Linked DNA regions of Homo sapiens: region 1 is linked to region 2. The links are chromatin loops, found by intact Hi-C in ENCODE. Cell type or tissue: heart right ventricle. All regions are shown on one strand. Links, peaks and the distances in the headings refer to the core of each region. The heading gives the core; the rest is flanking DNA. Region 1 overlaps TTLL5 (tubulin tyrosine ligase like 5). Region 2 overlaps TTLL5 (tubulin tyrosine ligase like 5).

Region 1 (9,299 bases), core at 283-8,282, 77 kb after region 2:
ATATGATACCTTCTGCAGGTTACAAGTTACTTAATCTCCTAGCCTCAGCTTCCTCATGTTTCCATTTGTAAAAATAAAACAATAAGAGTATCTACCTCCTAGGTCAGTTGTTAAATGTTAACAGAGTTAATATGTGTGAAGTACATAGAGTAAGGCCCGGCCCAGGTAAGAGCTCAGTAAGCCTTGGTCACCATCATATGCATTCTAAAACCACACTCTCCTTCACAGATTTGGAAAGCCCGTAGTTAACTAGGAAAATTTTTGAGCCAAATGCGAATGTTGAATTTGCCAGTGTGCCCCTTGTGGATTCTCTGATTATTGCCAGTACCCTCAGAAGGCCCTTGGTGGCCTGTGTGGCTAGCTGGTGGAGAGGTGGGCCCAGGCGGCAGGGCTGGACATTTGAAGACGCTGCTTGCTACTGCCCTGAACTCACTGCTGGCAGGAGAACTCTGCAGCCTCCTGAGATGGAATTGCAGCTCTTTGGACAGACTTTGCTTTGCAGCATTTTTGTGGTTTCTTCTTTGTGACAGGCAAGAGTGTGGGAAAACCGGAAACAGCTCAGCATCAAAAATGCACAGAAGGGGGGAAAAAGCGGAGATTTCTTCAGAATTTAAGTAATATAATCCAGGTATCAAAAGGCATGCTGTGAGGCGTTGTTCCAGGAAATAGTTTCCAATTTGCCTCTAAAACTCTAGGACAAGTCTCTGAAGCTAAGTTAATACTAATAAAGACTTGAACATTCTCTCACTTACATGTGAAATGTACAGCGTTTTGGGGACCCCAGTGTTTTCAGATATTCTCCTGACTTTTAGGAAAAAGAATAGCATGGCTTTTCATCTGAACAGTGAAAAGTTCCCCCTATGAAGTATCCTGATAAAGTTAAAAAAAAAAAAACAACTGGGCCAAGTGTGGTGGCTCACGCCTGTAATCCCAGCACTTTGGGAGGCAGAGGTGGGCGGATCACGAGGTCAGGAGATCGAGACCATCCTGGCCAACATGGTGAAACCCTGTCTCTACTAAAAATACAAAAAAAAATTAGCCAGGCATGCTGGCAGGCACCCGAGTGGTACCAGCTACTCGGGAGGCTGAGGCGGGAGAATGGCGTGAACCTGGGAGGCGGAGCTTGCAGTAAGCTGAGATCACACCACTGCACTCCAGCCTGGGTGACAGAACAAGACCCCGTCTCAAAAAAATAATTAATTAATTAAAATAAAAAAACTGGCCAGGTGCGGTGGCTCACGCCTGTAATCCCAGCACTTTGGGAAGCCGAGGCGGGCAGATCAAGAGGTCGGGAGATCGAGACCATCCTAACTAACATGGTGAAACCCCGTCTCTACTAAAAATACAAAAAAAATTAGCCGTGCATGATGGTGGGCGCCTGTAGTCCCAGCTACTTGGGCGGCTGAGGCAGGAGAATAGTGTGAACCCGGGAGGCAGAGCTTGCAGTGAGCCGAGATCGTACCACTGCACTCCAGCCTGGGTGACAGAGCGAGATCAGAGAGTTCTCACGTACCACTTGCCCAGTGTTTTTTCCATTGTTAACATCTGACATTGCCATGGGGCATTTGAGGAATGTACCATACCAGGAAACTGTCATTGGCACATTACTATGAACTAAACCCCATACTTTATTTGGACTGATGAAGTAATTTTTTTAATCTAGAGAAGCTTTTCATGGCTCTCGAAATCAGGATCCTGAGTATCAGTTGATATATTCTCACTGTTCTGTAGTAATTCTTGTTCCTAGCCAGCATAGCAAGTTACTCAACATCTCTGTGACTCAGTTTCCTATTTTAAAATGGGAATAGTAATAGTACCTGCCTCATAGGGTTATTAAGATAAATGAATTGATGAATGTCAAGCACAAATACAGTGCCTGGTATGTAATACATACTAAATCAGTGTTAGGTACTATTATGCATTTCAAGAAATTTTCATGTAAATTTTTTACTTTCTTCCTACAAGATGTGTTGCTTCATTTGCTTGGATCTTACTGTGGCCTTTACTCCGGCTCAGTTCAGATTAATCAGGAACCCTCAGTTATGACTGGTGATACTGAGTCACACTCAGGAATGCCATAGTCGCCTCAAGAGACACAACTAATGAGAAGTTGTAATGAGCTTTTGACCATGCCAAGCCCTGTGTTTTTGGGTTGAACTTCAAACTTCTTCTAGCACAGAAGTTGGCATTAGACAAATATAGAAGCAATTTCCAAGAGCATCAAAGTTTCCACATCCTAGAGGGTTGAGTTTTGAGTTTAGAGAAGAATAGAACGTTAAAGATGGAATGTCACTTGGATTTTGGTGCAAAGGGAGTTGAGAATCAGAACAGTGGGGTCCTGTTTCTTTATGATAATACTCAAGTTGCTTTCCCTCTAAAGGTTTCATTTTACCATCTGTAAAACGAAACCCACTGTCCCTACTGAATAATTAACCAAAATGACTTGTTTTCTGTCTATTCCATTGAAAGCTTTTTTATGAGCACATTTGCTCTTTAATCCTGATGCTTTCAAGCCATTTTCCTCAGCCCCTCTTGTCCCAGCAGTTCTTTGTTGTAGTTCTCAAATTCATATACTTGTATTTCATTTAGCTAAATCTCATTTGTCAGTTCTGTGAAGGGAATGATTTAAAATTTTTTTTTTTACCATTTTCCTGGTGCCAATAATCTTTCTTGATTTTCTTCTCCAATGTTTGCAACACTTCATAATTTAGTACCCGCTTCAGATCCTCCTTTCAAAACTATTTGTGGTATTTCTTCCAAGCAGTCAGCTGAACTGAGGACGACAGCCTACAAACAACTACATGCATCTGAACTGTCTCTTGTAAATGAGCTTTTTTCAGAGCCAGAATCATACTCTCCAGGAAATATGGAGAAAGAAACCTGAGGAGATTGAAGTTTGCCAGGCACAAGGGCAAAACTCAGACTGAATGAATTTGAAAGGGTGGGGCCAAAGATGTTGTAACCTGGGAGACTTCTCTGAAGAAAGAAAACTGTTTAAGAAACACAGACTGAACTGCAGTACTTTTCCTTAAATAGCTGAGATGACCTTCTTTACCCTGGGCTTAGGTGATTCTCATCAGGGTGACCTGAGTGGAAGTTGGTGGTAACGACTGTTCTGTGTCAGCACCCAGGACAGTGGTGTCTGTTAAGGCTGCCAGGGATTAGCAGGGAGGAAAGCCATCAGGACTGGGTAGCCTGGTAGCACCAAATCCCAATTAATGTTACCTGAACATGTGGTGAGGTCAGCCGTATGATGAAAGATGTTTAAGAGATTAATGTCAGAAGAATATGAAAATAAACACCGGCTTAAAAAATGTTATATCTTTTTAACATATGAGTCATTAAAGTGAGAAGATTTAAGGGCAAAGTAATTAGGACTTAATAATTGTCCAAAAGTTCTTGAGGTGAGCATAGAAGATACCATATTGTGTGTTAACCATGTTCTGCCAGCTTTTTATTATGTGCAGTTTCAAGAAACATAGTTGAATCTATAACATATTCATCCTTAATACAGGCTTCTCTACATTATGCATTTCCAAGGTAGGTAATTATAAAATGTTTTTGGTAGAAGATAAAGGGATGGAGGCATAGTTGTGGGGATATGAGTACAACAAGGTACGCAGGTGTTCAGTGGCTGAGCTCAAACTGGAACTTATATGACCCGCTGTGCTCACCTCAGACTCTTCCCCCTACATCACTGATTTCAAAGGTCCCTGCCAATCTATTCATCTATATCTGTCTGTACAGCAAATGGCAGATCAATTATCCTAAAATATTGCTTTTGAAGAAAATACAATGTATGCACTTAGGAACTCACTCCTCTCTTTTTCCATACCAGTTTTACCACTTAAATGACCAGGAAATACTGAAAATGAAATACTCAAAAGGAGGAAGAATTAATGCCACTCGTATTAGAGGTGCTGGGGGAATTTCTTTTAGATGTAGCACAGGAAGACTGGATTGAAGAACAACATGGAGGGCTTTTGTATAGTGTCTTCTGGGAGAGTGCATTCTAGGAAATGAAAGGGAAACCTGGAATACTGCAGACAATAATACCCTCTGACTCTGAGGGGCAGGGCCTGAGGGTAGAAAGGACATGAGCGCCAGTCAGGAGCTCTGCCACTTAGACTCTCTGTCTTCTAGTAATCCTCGTCATTTGGACCTCAGTGGTGGCATTAGGAGGTCTCTGGGGTTGCTTTTGGCATGGACAGTGACGTCAGTCAGAGGGATGGGTGCTACAACCACACCTAATCAAAAGTTGCGTGATGGTGTGTGTCTCATTGGGGAGGAAAGCTACATGAGAGTCATGGAATGATGGGTCTTCCCTTGCTGATTCATATTGGCATAATTTAAATTAAAATCCGACTTCTCATGCCTGCCTCCTGGGATGTTAAAATGGTTGTCGAAATGGTAATATAACTGCTGGATATTTCCCATCCCTCACTTCCCTCGTCCTTCACCTGAGTATGAAAACGCTTTTTTAAAAGATTTTGGCAGGAATTTATGCTAACCTCTGACAGAATCCATCCACATCAGTTTCTCCGTGAATATAAGCCCTTGGCAAATTTAGACCTTCTTTAAGGATGAGCAAATACTGGAATATCTTGGGGCCTGGCAATAGGTGGTATAGCTTAAAAGAAGGCTTCAGTTGGGCACAGTGGCTCAGGCTGGGCATGGTGGCTCATGCCTGTAATCCCAGTGCTTTGGGAGGCCGAGGCGGGTGGGTCATGAGGTCAGGAGTTCGAGACCAGCCTGGCCAACATGGTAAAAGCCCGTCTCTGCTAGAAATACAAAAAATTAGCTGGGCATGGTGGCAGGTGCCTGTAATCCCAGCTACTCAGGAGGCGGAGGCTGGAGAATCGCTTGAACCTGGGAGGCAGAGATTTGCAGTGAGCTGAGATCACACCACTGCACTCCAGCCTGGGCAACAGAGAGAGACTGTCTCCGAAAAAAAAAAAAGAAGGCTTCATGGAGAAGATTCAGAGGCTTCTAACCTCTGGAATGAGTTTAAGCAAGAAATAATAACATTTTAGAAAATACCTAATGTGTATTCTTAACAAAATGTAAGAGTAGAGAGCATCTGTGTGGAGAACTAGACAAAGCTATCATATAAAAGGAGCAAGGGGCCTGCAGTCAGGGAGGATTGCACAGAGATGAGAACTACGTAAGTGAAAAATTGGGCTGAACACAGTGAATAGAAATTGGCCACTGCAGAAAATTGAATTCGCAAACTAAAAGACAAATGCCAAAAATTTGAGGAGGAAGTATACAAAGATAAAACTGATGACAGAAAAGACAGATTCAACCTAAAATAACAAATTCCAGAAAGAGAATAGAAATAATAGTCAGTAGTATAGGCAAAAAAGACCCAAGATAAGGACATAAAGGGATTAGTTAATAAGATTAAATCAATAGATACATAACTTTGTGCCCTACAGAGATCTTGTGGAATAGTTTTCTAAACTGGAACGTTTCAATTAAGTCCTCAAAAAGTAGAAATTATACATGCCTCATTCTCAGACCACTTTACAATAAAATGAGATATTAAATATAAAGGCTGGGTGCGGTGCCTCACACCTGTAATCCCAGCACTTTGGAAGGCCGAGGCAGGTGGGGATCACCGGAGGTCAGGAGTTCTAGACCAACCGGGCCAACATGGCAAAACCCCGTCTCTACCAAAATATACAAAAATTAGCCAGGCGTGGTGGCATGGCTCCTGTGGTCCCAGCTACTCAGGAGGCTGAGGCATGAGAATCGCTCGAGCCTGGGATGTGGAGGTTGCAGTGAGCCAAGATTGCGCCACTGCACTCCAGCCTGGGCAACAGAGCGAGACTCTTAAAAAAAAAAAAAAAAAAAGAGGAAGGAAGGAAGGGAAGAAGCGAGGGAGGGAGGGAGGGAGGAGGTCAGGCAAAGATATACTCAAAGGTAATCTGTCAAAGAAGGAAGGAAGGGAGGGAGGGAGGGAGTCAAAGATGTACTCAAAGGTAAATTCATAATCTTCATCATTTTCATTACTAAAATACTGAAAGATGAAAAAGAAATTAACCAAGATACAAATGGTAAATTGGCTTCAATAGATAAACTGGCTTCAGGTGATTGCCCAGTGTTGTTTTGGAAAGACCCATGAGGACTTCCCTGAGCTCAGCAAAAAAGAGTGCTTTGATAGGTTAGTAGCATCCGCCACACATAGGGAAGATGCTGAGAGTCGTGAATAGGCCGCATATTTGTCATAACTGAAGTAAGCTTTTATCACATGAAGTTAGAAAAGGAACCATAAAACAAAGCTAAGAAAAACAGATTTAAGGAAATTAAGAAGAAAAGTAATATAAAGTGAAAAGCAAGCAGTAAAATTAGTTAAGTTCAAAACCTTATTTAGTTTGGGTCAGGGGAACCCAGAAGAAGAAAATAAACATACTTCTGCCAGAAGAATAAGAGCAGTAAACATAAGAAAAATACTTTAAAAGTAGATATAGAAGAGACTGAAAAATTAGGAGAACACGGCACACTATGTACAATTTTAAAAACTAGATGAAAGATAATATTTTGAAAAATATCAAGTATAAATTGGTTCTTCTTGAAGAAAAAGAAGATTTAACTAGAACATAGAACAAGTGGAAATTTTCAAACTGCCTAAATTGGTTCTTCTTAAACACATGAGTAGGCCCAGGAACCATTTTTAAAAATCGTCTCCAAAATAGTTCTTCAAACTATTTTTCTGAAATCTTTTTTGTTTTTGTTTTTGTTTTTTTGAGATGGAGTCTCGCCGTGTCACCCAGGCTGGAGTGCAGTGGCGCGATCTTGGCTCACTGCAGCCTCTGTCTCCCAGGTTCAAGCGATACTCCTGCCTCAGCCTCCAGAGTAGCTGGGACTACAGGCATGCACCACCAAGCCCAGCTAATTTTTTGTATTTTTAGTAGAGACGGGGTTTCACCGTGTTGCCCAGGGTGGTCTTGATCTCCTGACCTCATGACCTGCCCACCTCAGCCTCCCAAAGTGCTGGGATTACAGGCGTGAGCCGCTGCACCTGGCCCATTTTTCTGAAATCTTTGGAGGCTTCCAGGTGCGCACAAGATAAAGTTGAGAGTCCTGACTCTGACATTCAAGCCTTCTGCAATATGACCTCTCTCCTGTCTCCTGCCTTCTTCATACTCTATCACCGCTTTGCACACAGACTGTTCCACACACATGCTTCCCATTCTTTGTTCCTACATATCCATGTCATCTCTGCAGAGTGCCCTTAGGCCTCTTGAACCTAAGTCCTGCCTTTAATTCAAGATTGGGTTTTAGTGTCTCACCTTGGTGCATCCTTCCCAGCTGCCCCTTCGTCACCTCCTCATCTGACTCTGCCATCTACCTCCTGGTTTTATTTTTCCTTTTTTCATATGTTCTGCTTTCTATAGCTCTCTCAAAGACAGATACCCTGTCTTCACCCTTTCATCACATATATATTGAATGTCTGTTTTGCTCAACATTGCCCTAGACAGCAGTGTCCAATGGTGATAACACCAGTGGACAAGACAGATCAGATCTCTGCTTGCATGGTTTGTTTTTGAGAGAAGGGATAAACTCATTCCCAGTGCCTGAGATAGCTTATATTCGTAAGTTCTCAGCAAATGGCAGTGGTGATGGTGGAGATGGAAGTGGTGGAGATAGTGATGGCAGTGGTGGTGGTGACATGGTATTCTGTGTCAAGTCATATGCATCAAAGATCAGTAAATAACAATGATCTCATTATTTATGCCTTGTAGAGTAGCGTATGGGAGACAGTAGAGTACAGTTGTTAATAGCCTGGAATTTGAAATGGGATTCGGATTCTGGTTCCTTGGCTTAACTAACTTTTCTAGAGATAGCACTAAGCTTCTGTTTCATTATCTATAAAATATCACTTATGTCTTGGAGTTGTTCATAGGGTTAAATGAGATAATGTGTTTCCCTGACATATATTGCATCCAATGTCTGCTGGTCAGCGTAGTTGTATTCTGCAGCTGCTCTTGTTTCCTACTAAAAGAAATCACATTTGTTTTGTTGGTAGGTTGTTATTTATAAGTGTGATTTGGTTCTGCTGGTGAGCCTGTGGAAATTTAAACATATTCTGATTTCCTCAACACTAATAACTCTAAAGGCAATTGAAGACAAAGGCTCAGTTTCAAACAAAAGAAAAAATTAGATTTGGAGTTACTGACTTCCAGGCCAGTTGGCTCCCAAAGTTCACACTTTCACATCCATTTCCCCCCTGTGCTGCAAATACATAGCTATGATGGATGAACATTTAAAGAAGAAAACCTACGGGACTTAGCTGTGCTTCAAAACAAGGCACATATCTCCTTGGCCCCAAAATATACCAAAATAAACGAGAATCAATGAATGAAGCTGAAGCTACAGGCTTTCTGAAGCAGGCAGTGGCAAGCTCCTGTGTCATATTGGGAGCTGAAAGTGCCCTACAAGAGGAGAACCTAAAGCCACGCTCATTACTTGAAAATAATTGATTTTCAACCTGGGACAGTTTCCCCCCCAGGAGACATTTGGCAATATCTGGAGACATTTATACTTGTCATAACTGGGGGAGTGCGACTGGCATCTAGTGGGTAGACTCTACAGATCCTGCTGAGCATCCTGCAAAGCGCAGAACAGTCCCTCACTACAAAGAATTATCCAGCCCAACATGTCAGTAGTGGCAAGGTTGAAAACCCTGCACTGAAGGATGCAGTGTGCCCTCCTAATGGGAGAGTAGTAAAACTGGCATGAACCGACTAACTGAGTCTGTCTTTATATGAGACTATGGGCCTTACAGAGTCAGGAAGGCAATGACATACCCTTCCAACTGTTCCTGTCTCAAAACTGCCTTTGGTTTCTAAATATCACTGAGGCAAGTGCCCCAAAATGCCACCATAATGCCTGGTTTGGGGCTGGTGTCAGGGGTCTGGGTGAAGGCAACTATATAATCTTCAGACACGGAGGAATGAGCAAGCACAGAGACCAGGGCGGGGAATGATTCCCATTCAAAATAAGCCCGCAAACCAAAATTCCAAAACACATGAAAAAATCTAATTCTAAGAAAGATTGCCAGGAAAATCAAGAACTGGAACGTGAATTCTTTACAGATAAATTAATACTTTAAAACAGTCAGACATGTTAGATCATGTGTCTAATAGGAGTATCTCGTGGAACATGATATGTGACTCTGATAGGAGTATCACAAAAAAGACCTAAAGGATAATTGGACAAGCAACGCTTTTAGAAAATGACAGAATTTTCCAGAATTGAAGAAGACATGAGTCCTCAGCTAAAAAATTCATTCA
Region 2 (9,299 bases), core at 429-8,428:
CTAGCGCAAGGCCTTTCACTTGGCAGTCATCACATGCTTGCTAAATTGAAAAGAATTTCTTTTTTACATTTTGTAGGTTTTTATATTTTCTTTAAAAACGATTGATGGCTGGGTGCAGTGGCGCACTCCTATAATCCCAGCACTTTGGGAGGCCGAGGTGGGTGGATCGCTTGAGCTCGGGAGTTCTAGGCCAGCCTGGGGAACATGGCAAAACCCCAACTCCACAAAAAAGACAAAAATTAGCCAGGTGCGGTGGCACGTGCCTGTAGTCCCAGCTACTCTGGAGGCTGAGGTGGGAGGATCGATTGAGCCCAAGAGCTGCAGTGTGCCATAACTGCACCACTGCACTCCAACCTCGGCTACAAAGTAAGAAAGACCCTGTGTCAAAATTTTTTCATTGATAACACCATACCTGCCCTTCATAATTAAGCAGTTGACATTAATCAGATGCTTACTTTGTACTAGGCACTGTGCCAAGGACTTTATATGCATTATCTCTTTAACCCTAATGAGGTGTAGGTACTTACTTTTTGCCAATTAAGATGAAGAAATAGAAGCTGGTAGGATAAGTGACTCTGCTAATGTCACACAGATGGCAAGTTACTGTGCTAAGACTCAAACTCAGCTCTGTCTGACTCTGTGCTCTTTACCTCAGTGTTTTTCTGTCTCTTTCGGTGTGAATAAGGACTCAAACCTCTCATTAGACGAAAGTGACCGAACTTCACCCTGTGAGCTTGTTGTTCCATGATGTTGCTACAGAGTTGTAGCCAAGCCTATACTTGTGCCTGCTCAGAGAAACAAGGAGTTGAACTTTGTTTTCTTGATTTGAAATGCTTCTCTAGTTCTTGAAGCAGCTTGCAAAACATGTGGCTCTGTTGAGAATTATCAGTTATTTGTTGGGCAAACTCCTCATCAGATTATTTTATAGTATAGTCAACTGATTCTTCGACCAGACAAAACTCAGCCTTGTTAATCACTAGAGATGCAATAAGAATAGATCTTATGATGGCAGCAGCAACTCCCCCTGTCAACACACAAAATCTACATGTATAAATTGGAAACCCTACGAAGAGATTTGCCCATTTTGTCAGGTTTCCCAGGAATGTCTCTGGCAAATCTTGATCTGGAACTCTGTCTGGATTTTGGAACACTAAATGTCTATATATATACGTATATTATGAAAATGATGGAGCTCAGCAGAAAGAGAAGATATGCCAAGAGAATTTAGTGCTGAGGTATTGGAACTGCAGAGATTCCCTGCTTTTCCTGACCCCCTTTAAAATATAATTAACATTTAACCCTTCTCTCCTGGTGATTGGAGTGTGAATTTCTTGAGGTTTATTTTATCAGCATCCAGGAATTGAAGAAGGAATTGAATTGTGGCTAGTGATTTAATAAATGCTCGTGAAGTGCTTTTGGAGGACTGTTCAAAATGTAACTGTTTAAGATAGTTCTTTTCATTTTTCTGATTGAATATATTCTCTAATATTTCTCCATTGGTGAAAATCTTGTAATTGGTGCAGATCTGGCACTTTTGGTTTTCCTCTTCTTTTACCTTGAGTGAAACAGATCTTGGTCCACTGATATTTCCTATTCAAGGATTACCTTTTGCTCTAGCAAAACAGGTGAAAACAGGAACAGATCCTGTTCCAGATCATTCAGAGCCCCATGGCTGCAGGAATCAAAGCTATGGCATGTTCAATTGATCCAGTCATATTCTTTTTTTCTTATTTTTTAAAATTTTTATATAGAGGTGAGGTCTCACTGTGTTGCCCAGACTGATCTCGAACTCCTGGGCTCAAGTGATCCTCCTGCCTTGGCCTCCCAAAGTGCTGGATTATAGGTGTGTGCCACCATGCCCAGCTGATCCTGTCAGATTTTGATATAGCTATACATATCAGGATATATATAAGGAATATATATATATATATTCTTTATATATGAACACCACAGAGAACATTATTTTCAAATGACATTGAGGTAGTTTTGAGGATAATATGAATGCACATTTAGACAAATTTATCCTTTTATCAGTTGAAGTGATTCTTAACCTTTTTGGATTCAGAAGTCTCTTGGAGAATCTAATTAAAGCTTTATTCCTCCTCCTGAAAAAATATACACTCAAACTTATAAATTTGCATTAATTTCAAAGGGTTCAAATACCTTCACCCTCAATCAGGCTCTGTCTTGATGCTCCATGGACTTATGGTCTCTAAGTTAAGATCCCCTGAAAGTGTTTAGGTAGCATATAACCATTAATATCAATAATTTGGCCCAAACTCCAAATCTATGAGTATCTTTGTTTTATACATTCTTTATATATTTCAGTGATAGCCCCACATTAGGCTGTAATCTCCATGAAGGCAAGGATTTGGGGGTTATTCATATATCACAGTGTTACATATTTTGGGGGGTACATATGATGTTTAGATACATCTATACAATGTGTTATGATCAAGTCAGAGTAATTGGGATATCCGTTGCTTCAAAGATTTATCTTTTCTTTGTGTTGGGAACATTAACAAGTCTTCCCTTGTGACTATTTTGAGATATACAATAAATTGTTAACTGCAATTTTCCTACTATACTTTCGAATACTAGAACTTATTCATTTTATCTAACTGTATTTTTGTACTCATGAATCAATATCTCTTCTCCTTCCCCTTTTTCCCTTCTCAGCTCTGGTAACCATCATTCTATTCTCTATCTCCATGAAATCCACTCTTTTAGTTCCCAGATATGAGTGAGAACATGCAATTTTTGTGTTTCTGTTCTTCACTTATTACATTTAACATAATGACCTCCAGTTCCATCTATGTTCTGCAAATGACAGGATTTCATTCTTTTTGTGGCCGAACTATATTCCTCTATGTATATATGTCACATTTTTTTTAATCCATTCATCCGTTGATGGACACTTAGGTTGATACCCAGCAGTGGGATTGCTAGATCATATGGTTGTTGTATTTTTAGCTTTTTGAGGAACCTGTATACTGTTTTCCATATTGACTGTGCTACTTGACTGTTTTTTGTCATTGTTTTATCCTTAATGCTCAAAAGAATGGCAAGCCCAGAGTAGGTGCCTGAGAAATATTAGTTTGAATTAGTGAACTAATCTTAGGAAACAGCATTCCTAGACCTTCTCAGACAAGAATTATCTAAAATTTTTCTGGACCTGCTACAATGAGGAAATTGAGCTATGGCAAGATTATAAACTGCATTGGGAATGCTTTGCTACCAGTTACTCCCATGTTAAGCTCTTATTAACTAAATCATCTTCTCTCTCTCTCTCTCTCTGTTTTTCTTTTTGAGACAGGATCTTGCTCTGTCACCCAGGCTAGAGTGCCACCCAGGCTGGAGTACAGTGGTGTGATTATGGTTCACTGCAGCCTTGAATTCCCAGGCTCAAGTGATCCTCCTGCCTCAGCCTCCCAAGTAGCTAGGACTACAGGCATGCACCACCATGCCTAATTTTTTAAATTATATTTTGTAGAGATGGGGTCTCTTATGTTGCCCAGGTTGGTCTTGAATTTTTGGCCTCAAGTGACCCTCCTGCCTCAGCCCCTCAAAGCACTGTGATTACACACATGAGCTACTGTGCCTGACCCTAAATCTTTAATGCTTAATTTTCTTCTCCATTTCGATAAATAAGATGCATGAAATTTGCAGACATCCTTAGTGAACCTGAGATTAGTTTGAGTCCATTGCAAATGGTTTCTTAGGCCTTTGCAGTTTCAGGGGCATGAAGAAACAAATATACACATTGTGTGCACAAGGCACAACATCTGTATGTCAAAGCTGTTATTTCATCCATTTAAGATCAAGCAAAAATCCTCTCTAAAATTATTCAGGGCACAGCAAGAGCAACACATCTCTCAACTCTAGTCACTGATCATTTTATTTCCCTGAATTCTAAAGCAGTCCCTCCCTTGTGGCCCAGGCAAAAAGAGGTGATTTGGGACTCCTAATTTCCTTGATAGCCTTGCAGAGACATTAACCACTTTTCTACTCAACTGGTGAAACTAGCTGCTAACTGGAGGTAGGGGGTGGGAGGGAGAAATAGAGGGGGTGGGGAAAGAGAGGGAATGAAAGAAAGAGTGTGTGTGTGTGTGTGTGTGTGTGTGTGTGTATGTGTGTGTGTGTGTTTGGGAGTAGAAGGGTCTGCAACCAAGGTTCTCATATAGCATGGTTCTGTCAGAACCTGTGAGCAGGCTTACTGTTGTCTACTAGATCAAGGACAGAATCATTAGTCTGACATTCAAGGGCCTCCCCAAGCTGTTTATCTGTCTGTCCCTATCTTCTATGACGCGAAGCTTTTGCTGAATTAGACTACTTTCTGTTTCTCAGATGTTCTCCCTGCTTGTCTGACGATTTTTCTTTCCTCCTACCTATTATTTTAGGCCCAGCCCAGATGCCATTTTTTAATTTCTTTAGCTGTTCTTTTATGGCACTTACTGCATTCTGGAGGTCTTAAATACTGCTTTTTGTCTTACAATCTTGTCTGGCCTAGTAATTATAAATTCCAACATGGCTTGAGGGCAGGGAAGGGCCACGTTTTTATCTGCACATGCGTTAGCGCTTTCCTCAAGGCTTTACCTGTGATAGGCAATACAGCACTTACTATCTTTGAGGTGTGGACTTCTCTTAAGCATTCGGGACTGCAGCATTTTTGAGAGCATGCAGCATTGAAATAGCTAGGCTTGTCTTCAAACCCTCTTCACATACCAAAAGGTTATGTATCTGGGTGGATGGTGGGTATCTTCTAAGAATCAACAGGGAAGCTCCATCATATTTTAATTATAGTGCTGGCAGCAGTACGACTTTTAACAAACAGCAGTAACAAGAAGTAACACTTGGGCGGGCCAGCCACCGGAAATTGGCCTCTTTCTCTGGGTTTCTCCTACCCCCTTTTCAATCCATCACCTGGATTTATTCCTGCTATAATTTAAACACCTGTCTAGATGGTATGCATGCAATGTGTCCCTACCCCACACATTCAGATATTTGCTCACCTGCCTTATTCGGAAGATTGGCTCTAAAATAAACAGTGATTTGGTACTAAAGGAAAAACGCACTGAGGTCACCGTGGCAATGGACATGAGGCAGAGAATGGGAGTGGAACATCTGGATAAGCTGCTCCAGGAGAGTGGGAGCAGAGGAAGAGGAAAAGCAGGAGCAGGGGGAGGAGGAGGAGAGCAAGGGGTGAAACATCTGCCAAGCAGGCCCCAAAGCTTAGGTGGAGGTAGGATCTTGTGACCAGATTTCCCACAGGCAGTTACTCACTTAGCAGCAGCCAGCTAGAGGGAGGCAGGGGCAGAGACATGTGGAACAAGTTGACTGTTTTTAGGCTTAAATTTCTTGTTTTTTTGTTTTTTCGTTGTTACCACTATTTCTCAGGGCAGCATAGCAAGTAATCTTGGAATTTTCTGAAGTTTGTCCTAAGCTGTTTTGTCCACTTTTGCATTCTTGGCATATTTAATGATTACTCTTTTTAATGTTTGAGCATCTGAACAACATTGAGAAATAGTAAAACCTTAAAGTTGCTAATGAAACTATTTTCCCTTCTCATTCCCCTTTGTTGTTTTGTAACTTGTCTTCACCCCATCAAAGGCATTTCTGCTGTTTTTTGGAAAATCCCCTGCCCGTGAGCTTTGTGGAGGAGAGGAAGCATTGAATGGTTCCTTTTACCTGTTCTCTCGTTTCCTTAGCTACCATTCCTGGTAACAAGTGCTTCTCAAACTCTGCAATGCAAGTAAGTTTCCCGTGGATCTTGAAAATGCAAATTTTGGTTCAGTGCAGCTGGGGCTGGGGCTGGGGCTGGGGCTGTGGCTGGGCCAAGATTCTGCATTTTTAATATGCTCCCAGTAATGCAGGTGCTCTTGGTCCAGAGACCAAATTCTAAGTCGCAAGGCTCAGTGGTACAAGGCAGTGAGATAACACAGTGATTAAAACAACAAGATTGGGAGAATTTTCATCAGGCAGACCAGGAATTGAATCCAGGGGCTGACACATAATAATTATTTGTTCTTGAGCAAGTTATTTTATCTCTCAACCTCAGTTTCCCCATCTACCTGTCTTGAAGACTAAGTAGGTTAATATACATAAAATATGCTTAGCATGTTGCCTGGAACAAGCTGTGTGTGTGTGTGTGTGTGTGTGTGTGTGTTTCAGACAGGGTCTTGCTCTATTATCCAGGCACTGTGTGTGTGTTTGTGTGTGTGTGTGTGTGTGTGTGTGTGTGTGTGTGTGTGTGTGTGTTTGAGACAGCGTCTTGCTCTATTATCCAGGCTGGAGTGCAGTGGTGTGATCTCAGCTCACTGCAGTCTCAACCTCCTGCGCTCAAGCAATCCTTCCCACCTCAGCCTCCCTAGTAGCTGGGACTAGAAGCATGCACCACCACACTCAGCTAATTTTTATATTTTTAGTGGAGAAGGGGTTTCACCATGTTGCCCAGACTGGTCTCGAACTCCTGGGCTCCAACGATCCACATGCTTTGGCCTCCCAAAGTGCTGGTATTACAGGTGTGAGCCACCGTGCCTGGCCCAAACTGTTTTTGAATTTAGCCGTCATTAGTATTAATATAGTTTTGTTGTTATTATTACTGTAGTGGATCTAAAACGTAGCATATTAAAATTGATTATAGTAGAACGTTTTAAAGGTCCAAACACAGACTTATAAGCTTCTTATGTGTATATACTTGTGTTTTTCACTTAAAGATGTTGATTAGCTTTACCAGTAGGGCATGTTCTTTGAGTCATGGTTTCAATTAAAAAAAAAAAAAAAAGCTATAGGTTTTCAACTATCTCCTGTCTGTTTTCCAGACCCCTTTGTGACCAATAACATGAATTCGTAGGTTGGCAAGCCTAGATTTAATAGCACAGACACTAGTTATTAGCCCAGAGAAGCCAACTGGCCCAATGGCTATGACCTCCACTTTAATATCCTAATATAGGTTGAGTGTCCCTAATTTAAAAATCCAAAATCCAAACTGCTCTAAAATTTGAAACTTTTTGAGCCACCTACATGATATTTCAAGTTTTCAGATTTGGGATGCTCAATTGGTATAATGCAAATATTCCAAAATACAAAAAAATCTGAAATGCAAAACACTTTTGGTCCCAAGTATTTCTGTTAAGGGACAGTTAACCTGTACTACTAACAAAAATGGTGAGCCAGTGATTGATTTTGTGAGTGGTGCTGTCTCTTCATGTACTGTAAGCCTGTTCTTTTAAAAAATTATTTAGCAATGAAATGTTGATCATCGTTGTATATCAGGTACCTGTAAGTGCTCTTTATCACTTTCTCTTCATTTGATCAGAGCTGGTTTTGTTATGTTATTTGGAGAAATGTAGATGGATAGAGAAGTGGATGTAGCCTGGTAACGTCTATAATCATCATCTTTCTGTCCTGTTAGGGAAGAAACCTTCAGGTATGAACCCTAATTGGCTTGTAGGGTTTATTAAGGTCTCATCCGATACTGGGAGATTTTCCCTGCCCTTAGGTCTTCTCTAGGCAGGACAAGGCAGTTCTAAAGCCAGAATTGATGCTTAGATTCGTTTTTGTTCAGTGACTCCTTCTGCCCATTCTGGAAAAAAGTGGGAAGCTGAAAAGAAAGACCAGAGGTTTTCTTACTTAATTTAATCTAGAGATAATTTGCTTGGTGCAAAATTTAGTCAGGTGTAAATCTGTATACGTAACATTTAGCCAGATCTGATTGAGAGTCTAGAGCTGTGCTGTGCAATAAGGTAACCACTAGCTACATCTGGCTTTTAAATTTTAAATTATATAAAGTTTAAAATCCAGTTCCTCAGTCATAGCAGGCATATTTCACATGCATAGTAGTCACATGTGGCTAGGGGTTACTGTATTGAACAGTGCACATTACAGAACATTTCCATTATCACAGATCATTCTAGAAGATAGAAAATGATTTATTTCACTTGTTTTTCTGATAGATCAGTGATGGCTACTTGGAGAAATGTGTAAAGAAGATTCTGAGACCATCTCCAAGTCAGCCCCGAGTTGCTTGATTATGGGTTAGCAGTATGAGTCCTAGGAAGAGACTGCTGGGTGAGGGATGTAGGGGTGTTAGCTCTGGCATATGTGCTGAGTGTCTTCTAGACAAAAAATCCACAAGTCTAAGAATAGAATATTTAATCTAGAGGGGCAGGTTATTATCATTTGGTAGGAACAGATTTTTTGTTTTCTTTTAGCAGGAATCCTTTAGAGAGAAAGGTGAGAAGCTTTTAAAGTTTTCTCATTCCTTGTATAGTCTCTCATTTAAGTAGCAGTCACTTTTGCTGTTTCTCAAATTAACAATGATACTTTGCTTTTGCATAAAACAAAATCACAGTGGCTGCCACTTCTTGGTTTATCCATCACATCAGGAATGGTTGTTATGTGAATAAACGTAACCCTCCAATAATCCAAAAGTAATTTCATGATCAAGTCACTTTTTACCTGCCAAGAAACAAAACTGGCCGAGGATGTTTTTCTTTGTTTTACTTCTTTAATGTCTTCTGATGAAAGATAACAAGTGGGAAGTAAAATCAAAGGGAAAGAAGGAAAAGCTGGTATAGTTTTGTCAATCTCTGTATAATCACTGTTTTAAGAATTTGAGGTCTGTATCTGATGATATTTTAAAAATCTCTAATAATTAAGGGTAACTAGGATTGTTTTCCTACTAGTTTCCAAACTAGAAAAGATTTTTAAAACTGGAGTACCAGTTCTGCAACTTTTATGTGACTTTGAGCAAATTGCTTATCATAACCTCTCTGAGCCTTAGTTTCTCCACTTGTGAAATGGTGTGGAACAGTATCTACCTCTGTGAATAATGGGTAAGGACTAAGTGAAATATAAAACCCAGAGTGCCTAACACCGCTACTGTAAGGACTCATTAAACCATATTATTTGGGAAAAGTAGACCACATGCGCTGGAAGGCGAACACTCTCTGTTCTGTCTTGGCCCTGCCACTTACAGGTGTGTGACTGTTGTCTAGTTGTTTACCCTCTTTTGACTTTGGCTTCCCCTTTTGTAAAATGGGTAACAGTAGAACCTGTTACAAAGGGATTGCTTGGGGTTAAATGAGATAATGCACTTCAAGATCATGCAAGAACCCAGCACTTTGGGAGGCCAAGGCGGGTAGACCACTTGAGGTCAGGGGTTACCAGCCTGGCCAACATGGTGAAATCCTGTCTCTACTAAAAATACAAAAATTAGCCTGGTGGCAGGTGCCTATAATTCCAGCTACTTGGGAGGCTGAGGCAGGAGAATCACTTGAACTCAGGAGGTAGATGTT

What was found. A loop is a pair of places that touch in the nucleus more often than their neighbours do. Peaks named below come from ENCODE experiments on the same cell type or tissue, not always from the same donor. Only the 100,000 strongest peaks of a DNase experiment are listed, where the experiment ranks them.
Region 1: a loop joins it to region 2, with 6 times the contacts of the local background. A loop is called at or near these places in 6 of 110 quality-filtered maps.

The regions. Positions count from the first base shown.
Region 1 is chr14:75,883,989-75,893,287 of GRCh38, forward strand. All of the region lies in intron 30 of TTLL5 (tubulin tyrosine ligase like 5), which reads left to right. Among named protein-coding and RNA genes, the nearest start is that of TGFB3, 93 kb to the right of the region's middle. In heart right ventricle, for the core only: a CTCF peak has its summit at 300; no DNase peak of the experiment used is centred there; H3K27ac peaks cover 2,255 bases.
Region 2 is chr14:75,807,060-75,816,358 of GRCh38, forward strand. All of the region lies in intron 27 of TTLL5 (tubulin tyrosine ligase like 5), which reads left to right. Among named protein-coding and RNA genes, the nearest start is that of TTLL5, 150 kb to the left of the region's middle. RefSeq lists an enhancer at 5,137-5,642. In heart right ventricle, for the core only: no CTCF peak of the experiment used is centred there; no DNase peak of the experiment used is centred there; H3K27ac peaks cover 495 bases.